Regions from separate parts of the Mus musculus genome. Here region 2 is linked to region 1. The links are chromatin loops, found by intact Hi-C in ENCODE. Cell type or tissue: heart. All regions are shown on one strand.

What was found. Peaks named below come from ENCODE experiments on the same cell type or tissue, not always from the same donor. Only the 100,000 strongest peaks of a DNase experiment are listed, where the experiment ranks them.
Region 2: it touches region 1 in a loop (1.8-fold over the local background); 4 of 42 quality-filtered maps call a loop at or near these places.

The regions. Positions count from the first base shown.
Region 1 is chr10:96,644,450-96,649,449 of GRCm38, reverse strand. No RefSeq gene overlaps it. Among named protein-coding and RNA genes, the nearest start is that of Btg1, 30 kb to the right of the region's middle. In heart, no CTCF peak of the experiment used is centred here; no DNase peak of the experiment used is centred here; H3K4me3 peaks cover 388 bases; H3K27ac peaks cover 877 bases.
Region 2 is chr10:96,726,770-96,731,769 of GRCm38, reverse strand. Gm33897 (a long non-coding RNA gene) reads right to left here. Exons shown (of 3, transcript XR_871979.1): 3 at 3,846-3,983. Among named protein-coding and RNA genes, the nearest start is that of Gm33897, 14 kb to the right of the region's middle. In heart, a CTCF peak has its summit at 2,809 (motif pointing right); no DNase peak of the experiment used is centred here; H3K27ac peaks cover 339 bases.

The DNA.
Region 1 (5,000 bases):
CTCAGAGGAAGGTTGAGCTGAAAAGAGTTGAGGAAGGAAGAATTAATGCCTGTGTAAATGGACTAAAAAGTTTGAGAAGGAGACCCATCGATTGATTTGGCGTGACTTTTTGTTGTTGTTGTTGTTCTGCGTTGTTTTTATCCATATAATTAAAAAAAAAAAAAACCATCATCTACCAACATGGGTGAATTGTCCTTGAAAAAAAAATACCTTGGAACAAATCAATTCTAATCCGTTGAATAAGGTTATACAAGAATCTGAATTTCAATATGTTTTTAGTTATCAGCATTCTCACATTTATCATAAAGTGCCTAAAAAGAAAAAGGAAAACAAAAAATAGGAAGAAGGGGGGAAGGAGAGGAGGAAGGGGAGAAGGAGGAAAGGAAGGGGTAGTGGTAGTTAGGGTCCCAGTAGGCGTCCCAGGCTGGCCTTGAAGTCACTCTGTGAGTTTCCCATCCTCTTGATTGAACCATCCCCATGTAGCTGTAATTACTGTGTGGAACAAGCTGCAGTTCAGAGACCATCTTGACTACCTCAGGTAAGACATTATAAACCTCCCATCCAGTAGACATGACAAATGGGAGAAAGAGGAAGAGAGAAGGTAGCCAAGACTTGTTTTGAAAGCCATGGTTGAACATGATGTACCCCTTATAAAGGCAGCACTCACTTGGGAGGCTGAGGCAAGATGGTTCTGAGTTCAAGGCCACCCTGAACTAGAACTCAAGTCCCTGACTCAAAAAGACCAAACAAAGGCCTGGTATGGTGTCATGTGCCTTCAATATCAGCTCTTGGAAGGCAGAGGCCATTCGATTTGTAGGACTTTGAAGCCAGTCTTGTCTGGATAGTGAGACTCTTGTCTCAAAAATAGACAAACCCCAAAACCAAACAGAGCTCAGTCAACTCTGTTGGAATTGTCCAAAGCAGCAGATTCAGAGGCATAATTCAGGTTCTAGGATGGGCAGATTCATTTCTGTTCAGATACATTTGCAACCTTGGGCTATGAGCCCAGTCCTGTGGATTGGCAGATGGAGACTTGAACGTTAAAAAAAAAAAAAAAGGCACCAGAAGAAGTTTTATCATCTGAACCCATCAGTCCACTTAAATTTCCACTCAGGCAGAAACAATGCCCTTCAGGCAATTCATACCCCAGCATTTGTTTAAAGGGCAACACGTAGGCTGACTGTAAGTCTAAGGCAGGGTTCAGGAAGGAAGCTTTAGGAAAAAAAAAAAAAACCTGAAAAAGTTGGTTCCATTTTCAGCGAGATAAAAGGGAAAGCAATGCCTAACCACTAACTATAATAATCTTTTGTTGTTGTTGTTTTTTCCAGATAAAAGTGATGAAAACAGTGGGGCTGTGAGAGCTTCTGGGCCAACCAAACTGATACGAAGGCTTTAGGGATGGGCTAAGGGAATGAGTCAAGTCCTACAGAAAGCTTCAAGGGGGGCACAGTTTCTCTGGAAGGGGGCATGTTGTTTAATAAATGCTGTGTGTGCCGCACAGTCGGGCTCTGAAACCTCTGCGGCTGCTAATGCAGCCACGGGGCATCTATGCATGGATGGCTACAGTCTTACTTAGAGATACCAACCTTTCTAAATCTCGATCAGTTACCATAACTCCAAAAATATGCTTGTGGTCTTTGTCTCTCTGTCTCTCTGCCTGTCTCTCTCTCTCTCTGTGTCTCTGTCTATGTGTGTGTGTGTGTGTGTGTGTGTGTGTGTGTGTGTGTGTGTGTGTGCGCGCGCGCGCGCGCACTGCGTACTTGTTTGAGGATGCTAAGAGACCACCCTCCACAGACATTCCTCAGAAGCTATCCTAACTTGTTTTTGAGGACCTGGGGCTGGTTGACTGGGCAGGCTAGTTGGTCAGAGAGCCCATCAATCTGCTTACTTCAGCATCCCCCAACACTGGGATTGAAATCACAAGCTTCCACACACGTTGTTTAGCCTGGGTGCTAGGAATTGAACTCAGGTCTCATCAATGCATGATAAGCACCTTTCGGACCCAGCTGTCTCCCCCTCATATTCTTTTAAGTATTTTTCTACCTTTTTTTTTTTTTGGTTGTCAACCCATAGGGCTGGCCTGTCCCCTATAGAATTCAGACTTACATTCTAGGAACAAAGGAAATAATTGTAGCTTGGCAGGGTGGTGCAGGCCTGAGATCACAGCACTCTGAGGTCGGAGGCAGGTGGGGGATGGTGGGATGGTGTGAGTTCCAGGCCAGTCTGAGCTGCATAGCAAGTCCCTGTCCCAAAAGAACAAAAAGTGCAAAAGTGATCTGTTGTTGTTGCTTATTTTAGGGGGAAAGAGGGTCTAGAAGACAGAACCACATTGGGGACCAATTCAGCTGCGGGGTTGGCACTGAGAAGTGAGGCCTGAGGGTCCCACAAATTCAATGCTACTCTCCTGGGGCTGTAGTGGTGGAGATAGGCAAGAGCATCAGATAGCCAAGGAGAAAGGAGTGAGAAGAGCCCCGCCCCCTTCAATTACCCATGCTCTATTTGTCCAGTGATCTAGGCCACTGAAAAGACCAGCAGCCACAGAGTTAAATTTATACCCCCTGTTTTTACATAAAGATGCGGGTTCTACCTCCTCTACTGAAGAAAACCCACAGTTCTCAGATCACCTTCCCAAGCCCCGCCTTCTGAGGATGGCTTTGTTTACCTGTAAGCACCAGGCTCTTAAATAAATTCCAGCAGCCAGCTCAAAATAAGCCCGTGCTTGGCGCTGATGGATTTATTTTCCCTTTGCTACAGCAGGCACGGACCACTTCTGTGTGGGGGAGGAGAGGGGAACGACAACGCAGCAGCTTGCCCGGGACTTCAGGGCCTGCCTGGCAACCAGCCTCTCTGCCCCTTCTGCAGCTTGGGCCTGACTACCTAGCTACTGAATAGTCGGATGGGAAGGGTTCAATTCAGGGTTTGCACTTTCCCAGCCATTAGCCAGCTGCCAACGCATTTCATTATCTTTGGAGAGTTTGTACATCAAAGAGAGCCCCAAACAGTGTGATCGAGTGGAAGTAACAGCGCCTGGTCAACATTGAAACTGGAAGCATTTTTTTTCTCCCTTCATGGATATAATGCCATCTGGCACCCAGGAACAGCAAAGGCCAGTGATGGAAAAACCCCACCTCCCTGTTTTGCTTATTGGTGTAACAGCTAATCCTGATAAAGGACATAGAGAGATTGCCTTGTGACTATCTTGTATATCTATTGTCTTACCCAACAGCCAAAAGCAAAGGTTGCTCGCTGGATTGCCAAATGGGTTGGGAAGAGAGGAACTTAAGGGAGTTCCTATTTGTCTTTTTGCCTATCGAATTGCTTACACTTACACACACACACACACACACACACACAGAGAGAGAGAGAGAGAGAGAGAGAGAGAGAGAGAGAGAGAGAGAGAGAGAGGAAAATGAGCTCTTCTTCCTAGAAGTCTTCTAAGGAGTAGCCAGCTTTGAAAGTCCCTTACTGGAATCTCTTGCTGTCACATAACTTCTTAACATCTGCTGTAAAAGCTTGGTTTTGGATTCTTTTGAAAAAATCCTCTCCTTGCCCTCCAGGATTTTAGATTACAGCCCACCAAATCTCCCACCACCACTGAAATCACTGTTCTCTTACAATTAAGGAGACAAAAAGAATCCAAAGACTGGCTGAGAGAGAGGCTGAGTAAACTTGAACTCAGTGCACAGGGCATTTAGGCAACATGTTTGCTGGGTAGGTGATTTTCAACTAGAAAATGGAGAGGTGGGGCAATGTGAGTCTCTCATTGCTTTCATTATTTTGACATCAGTCTTCCAAACAGAGGAAACAACCTCCACTTGGACAATTGTCTGCTCCGCTGAGAGGAGGACAAATGTCCGATTTATGGGATTTCATTTGTATGTTTTTTTTGTTTGTTTGTTTGTTTGGGTTGGGTTTTTGCAAATGTGCACAGTCAATTGTGTACTGCCACTGTATAGAAACTCTTCAGTGATTCCTGCCCCCCCAGTCATTACATCAACTCCTTCCTTCTGACCAACTCTCTGCTCTCCACCCACCCCTTCCATCTCTGTGAGGGGAAAAGTCTGATGTCTTGAGTTAAGATAGTTCCTCCTGGAGGAAAGTCACATCAAGACAGGATTGTGCCATTTAGGCTTAAGCAACCTAAGAAGTCTTCAGAGAATGGAAGCCTCCTAAGGCAGCTGTCCCTGTACACAAGTGGCTCTCAACTTTCCTAATCCTACAACCCTTTAATTGTAGTTATGTTATGATGACCCTCGGGTTATGGAGACACCCCCAACCATAAAATTATTACCTTAGTACTTATTAACTATAATTTTGCTATTATTATGAACTATAATATAAATAGTTTTGGAGAGAGATGGTTACCAACCGGAGCCATGACCCAAGGGTTGAGAACCTTTGCTATACACAGATGTGACAATTATGATGATTTTAAAAGTAAGTAGGTACCTACTTTGTATGCCCCAGTACAGGGGAACGCCAGGGCCAAAAAGGGGGAGTGGGTGGGTAGGGGAGTGGGGGTGGGTGGGTATGGGGGACTTTTAGTATAGCATTGGAAATGTAAATGAGCTAAATACCTAATAAAAAATGGAAAAAAAAAAAGAAAAGAAAAGCAATGGCTTGTGGCATGTCTTCAGGTCTACTTTTGATATCACTTCATCTGCTGAGTGCTTTTTCTGATTATTCTGGACTTGAGGTTGAAGCATTTAAAAGATGCGAGGATCTGCAGTTTGCCCGCTCTGACTGCTGAAGCACGGAGCTCCCGCTTGCTCTGACAGGCTGAGTAACCAATACTTAACCTGCAAAGGAGTGGACAGCAGAGCAGCGAGTAAGAAAGCAATGCTGAATTCCTTCCTTAAAATGTTGCAAACCAGCTGGGCATGGTGGCGCATGCCTTTAATGCCAGCACTTGGGAGGCAGAAGCAAGTGGATGTCTGAGTTCAAAGCTAGTCTGGTCTACAGAGTGAGTTCCAGGACAGCCAGGGCTACACAGAGAAACT
Region 2 (5,000 bases), 82 kb before region 1:
AGGAACAAAAGGGTCCCTAGAGTTGGATGAATAGACACACAGACACCCATACACACAGACACACAGAAACACACAGACACACACAGACTCACACAGACACACATATACACAGACACACATACAAGACACATATAAAAAGACACACATTCATAGACACATACAGAGACAAAGACACAGACACATAGGCACAGACAAACAAAAACACAGGGACATACACAAAGACACAGACACACACACATAGATACACACACAGACACACATAGACACAAACACACAAATACATAGACACATGCACAAACATACACATAGATACACACACATACAGACACCCACACACAGACACATACATTCACAACCACACACACACAGTCACACACAGACACACACACAGAGACACACACACTGAACAACCCCCAAACCACAAACACATGAAAATTAGAAGAAAATTATAAAGAAATTGAAAAGATGTCAGAAGGAAGAAAGACTAAATTCAAGAGGCCAAAGGCACAAATAGTTGTTTCATTTAAGATTTAAACAATGGTGGGGAAATACCAATGAAGTCATATAAAAATGTATTGCAAATGAAAGATTACACAAAAAGAAAGAAAAAAAAACTTAAGAATAACCAGAAATATTTTTGGAGTAACTCCGTGCAATTTTTTGAAACTGAGTTTGGTTGATAAAGAAATTTCAAATGCTTGCGGAATAAAGTTTAGTCACGAGCTAATTGCTAAATCCCTAGCAGTCAGTCTTCCTACAGTGAGGGTGTAATCAGTCAGGAGACCCCAGCACGCCATGAATGAGATGCTGTTTCTGACAATTCTTCCTGCTAGAAGAGGGGAGCAACAGGCGCAAAGCTCTTCTAATGCTCCAGACATCAGATGTCCAAAAGCTCACGCCTGCCAAGACACTACCAGCTCGGGGCTCGAACACTGTAAAGAATTCATCTCTCCCTCTGTCCAGTGTTTATCCAGGACAAAAACTTTTGAAGAGTTCTAGAGAAACACTGCCCACCACAGTAGCAGGCTTGTTTGTTTCTAAGCATGTTTCCAGAGCTTCTCATGTGACCACACAAGGGCAGTGGGAAACAGGACTGTTAGATTACAGGGCCCAGAAAAGAACAGAACCATTGATTGGATGATTCAAAAACATTTCTAAGTGGAATTTTTCAAAAATGCACACACACACACACACACACACACACACACACAGAATAACATAAACACCATTTATAAGCCTCAGTAATTTGAAGTCCCAAGTTAGTTCTGTTTTATTTCCATCCTTATCTAGATCCTCACCCTCCACATAACTAGATTATACTGAAGTTAAACAAGGACTTTGTATCATTATACAAATACCTAAAGAGATGTGTAAGTACACATGCACACACGCATATACACATTTGTGAAAGAGAAGAAGAGTTTCCTTTTAAATAGATCCATGATTTCTTGTCATCACTAAAGACAATAAACAGTAAGACAAAGTTCTGATAACTATGCAGTCCCCTAATAGGTTCTTGATCCCCTAATCATCTAAATTCACTTTGTTTTTTGAGGAAGACACTTGCTATCTGGTTTGCCTATAGTGACCTGCGTAGGAAAGGGAATTCGCATGGAGTCTTTCCCACTTCATTTCTAGATTCTACACTTGGGAGTTGCTTCCCTGACAGCACCTAAAGATCCCCAACAGTCCAGTTTAGAAGGGTTGTGTTAGTTTCTCTCTCTCTCTCTCTCTCTCTCTCTCTCTCTCTCTCTCTCTCTGTGTGTGTGTGTGTGTGTATGTCTGTGTGTGTGTCTGTGTGTCTGTGTTAACACCTATCGATGTAAATGTGTTTGACATGCGTCAGCTCCTCACCGTTATTACATTACCGCATATGGAATGTCCAGTCTACCTAGTCAGCTCAGTTATAGATATAACCCACATGTTGTTCATCGCCTCTCTACCCTTGCTATGATCAATGATTCTAAGTTCCTGCTACATAACTCCAGCCTCCATGTCTGTGAACAGTCCCCCACCCTCAACCCCCACCCCACCCCACCCCACCCCCGACAAGCAACTCTAGTCCCTTTGAGTGGGGAACACGGTAAAGACTCTAGTCGACGCTGAGTTCTGACCCTTGGAAATGAACAAACGCTATGGCTTCTCCTCTCAGCTGCCTGTTGTGATTTCAAAAATCCCCTTTGTGGGAAGGTCTAGGGAATCAATATTTTTCTAGATTAAGATCTGTCTCAGTGACACTTGGTAATGACTAGCATACTGCAAACCCGCAGACTGCAGGATTTGACTTTGGTCTTAAATCTTCTATGCCAAAAATCCTAGTTCATCTGTTTTACCCCCATAGCATGCCAGCAGTCAGAAAGAGTGTGAGACAGAGGGAGGGAGATGCAAGAAGGAAAGAAGAAAAGATGGAAGGGGTGTAGAGGCCTAAAGATCTCCTTAATGCTTTTCCTATTACGACAATTATGTTTTGCTAAACATTTTTATGGTGCATTGTATGAACAACTCAGAATAAGTGACAAAACTCTCACCCCCCACCATTTCCATTTTCTTGTGAAGAGCACATTCAAAACTCTCTCTTCTAAAAGAAAACCAGCTGGAATGGGAGAAGAGTGCCTGAGAGTAGAGTGTTGGGGTACATATACATGAGGGTGCTGACCTAAAATTAATTAAATTTTTTTTCTTCTAGATTTTTCAGAATATACAGTAAATCATTGTGGTCTATTGGACCCATACAGGACAACAGAACAACTGTACCTACTCCCTTTTTGAAAAATGTATTTATTTTATGTGAGTCACCATCTCTATCTTCAGACACCCCAGAAGAGGGCATCAGATTCCATTACAGATGGTTGTGAGCCACCATGTGGTTGTTGGGATTTGAACTCAGGACCTCTGGAAGAGCAGTCAGTGCTCTTAACCGCTGAGCCATCTCTCTAGCCCTTACTCCTTCTATGCAGCTATAATTTTCCCATTAATATCATCCTGGGCTTTTCCTGTTCTGATAACACCAACTCTACTTTGTTTTGTTTTTTTTTTTTTCTATGAATCAATTCAGTGAATGAAATTCTGTGAATCAAACTTGCCTTGGAGTGTGACTTTTGTCCCTCTGTGTCAAGTTTCTTTTGCTTAACATAATTATATATATAATTTGACCTCATTTACAAGGCCACAAGTGTCAGGATTTTGTCCTTTTTAAGGCTGAAGCATATATACCAATGTGTATCTACATCTTTATCACTGTGATGGGCATCTAAGTTGACTCTGAATCTTGCTATTGTGAAAGGCAGGGGAATAAACACAAGAGAGCTAGGTTTATTTGATGTGCTGATTTCCCTTCCTTTGGGTACAAGACAGCCAGGAGATTGCTGGGCTAAAAGCTATTTCTCCTTGTAGTCTTGTAAGGACCCTTCAAGCTGTCCTTTCATATCAGTTATACTAATTCACATTCCCGTAACAGTTAAGGATATTTCTTTCCTGAGGTTGTCTCTATAGACTATGTTATCACAGTAACTCCTAGCTGTGAGCAGTAACTCCTAGCTATGATCGTGACACCAATTTGAGAATCTGGTCCCCGTTGAGTCTTTTCAGCTTTCAATTTTCTTAAAGACGACTTTGTTTTACACTTAATTTTTTTTATAATCACATTAAACATTCACAGCATTTGAATTCAAAATGAAAACAAACTATAGTCAGACTCTGGTTTCTAATTCTATCTCTTCTCCCCCACTTCCTCACATCCCCATAAATAAACTTTCCCTACAGTATTTTTATTTAAAACATTTATATTCTGATTACTTCTTTTCTTAGATGCAGATTGGCATATCAGATATATTTTTTCCACCATAATTTTTTAACCAGATACATTTTTCCATCATATTTTTTAACCAAACAATAAATCCCAGACATCTTTGCATACACTTACTAGTTATTTGTTTTTCTTCCTAGCTCCAGTGAGTATTTTTGGACCATCAGCAGGGCAGCTACTGGAAGGAAACATGAAAGATATTTTTTTTATTTTTTATTTTTTAAAGAAGATTGGAACTCTGTAGTAAACCTTCTTAAAATGAGTCACCAAGTTCACAGCCTGCCAGCCTCACGCTGGGGAAACTTCGAGTAGGTGGCTACACTTTGGAGAGGTGTGCGCAGTGTACAATCTCACCAGGCAAAACGCTTCGTTACTACAATTTTTCCTTTGCTTTGCATTTTAGGAAAGTAATGTTCCTTCCTATTTTAGCAGCACCATTTGCATTCCTATTATTCACACTGAGCTGTTATTTCCACTTTTATCTTCCCTTTGTTACTTGGTTTGTGCTCCTCCTCCAGGTCTTCACCTTGCCTTTTTTTCAGGTCCTTAAACCTTGTCCTACCGGAAAGGTGGAATAGCGCTGTGGACTTATGAGCCACACTGCTGGGGGGGGGGGGGGGAGTAATGATAGAGGTTCCCTTGAACCATTGCCAGCAATGCTGAGAGCATCCCACACACATTTGCTATGGAAACACCTTTATGACTAATGGGCTCTCAAAAGAAAGCGTTTGAAAACTGAAGCTAGAAGAGCTTTCTTTTTTTTTTCTTTTTTTCTTTTTTCTTTCCTTTTTCTTTCTTTCTTTCTTTCCCTCAAAATTGCTAGTTTCTGTATTATTCTGTATTATTATTCTGTATTATTCTGGATCATTTGTTTGTAAAGTGGATTCCTACAGCATAAGCTCTACATGTGTGTGCGTCACGAAAACCCGGTCTGCCCCCTCACCCGGTGCTTTAATTCCAAGAACCCTGTTCTCTGCTGTTATGTGTTTATGAGTTTGGGGTTTCAGGCTGAGTAAAGTTCTTTTCCTCAAAATGAAAGGTAAAACATTTCTTTCTCTTTTCTCTCCTTCTTTTGAGACAGGGTCCCAGGTAGCTCAGGGTACTCTCAGATTCACTACACAGCTGAGGATGGCTTTGAACTTCTAACCCTCTTGCTTCAACCTCCTAGTGCTGGGATTTCAGAGGTACCCATGCC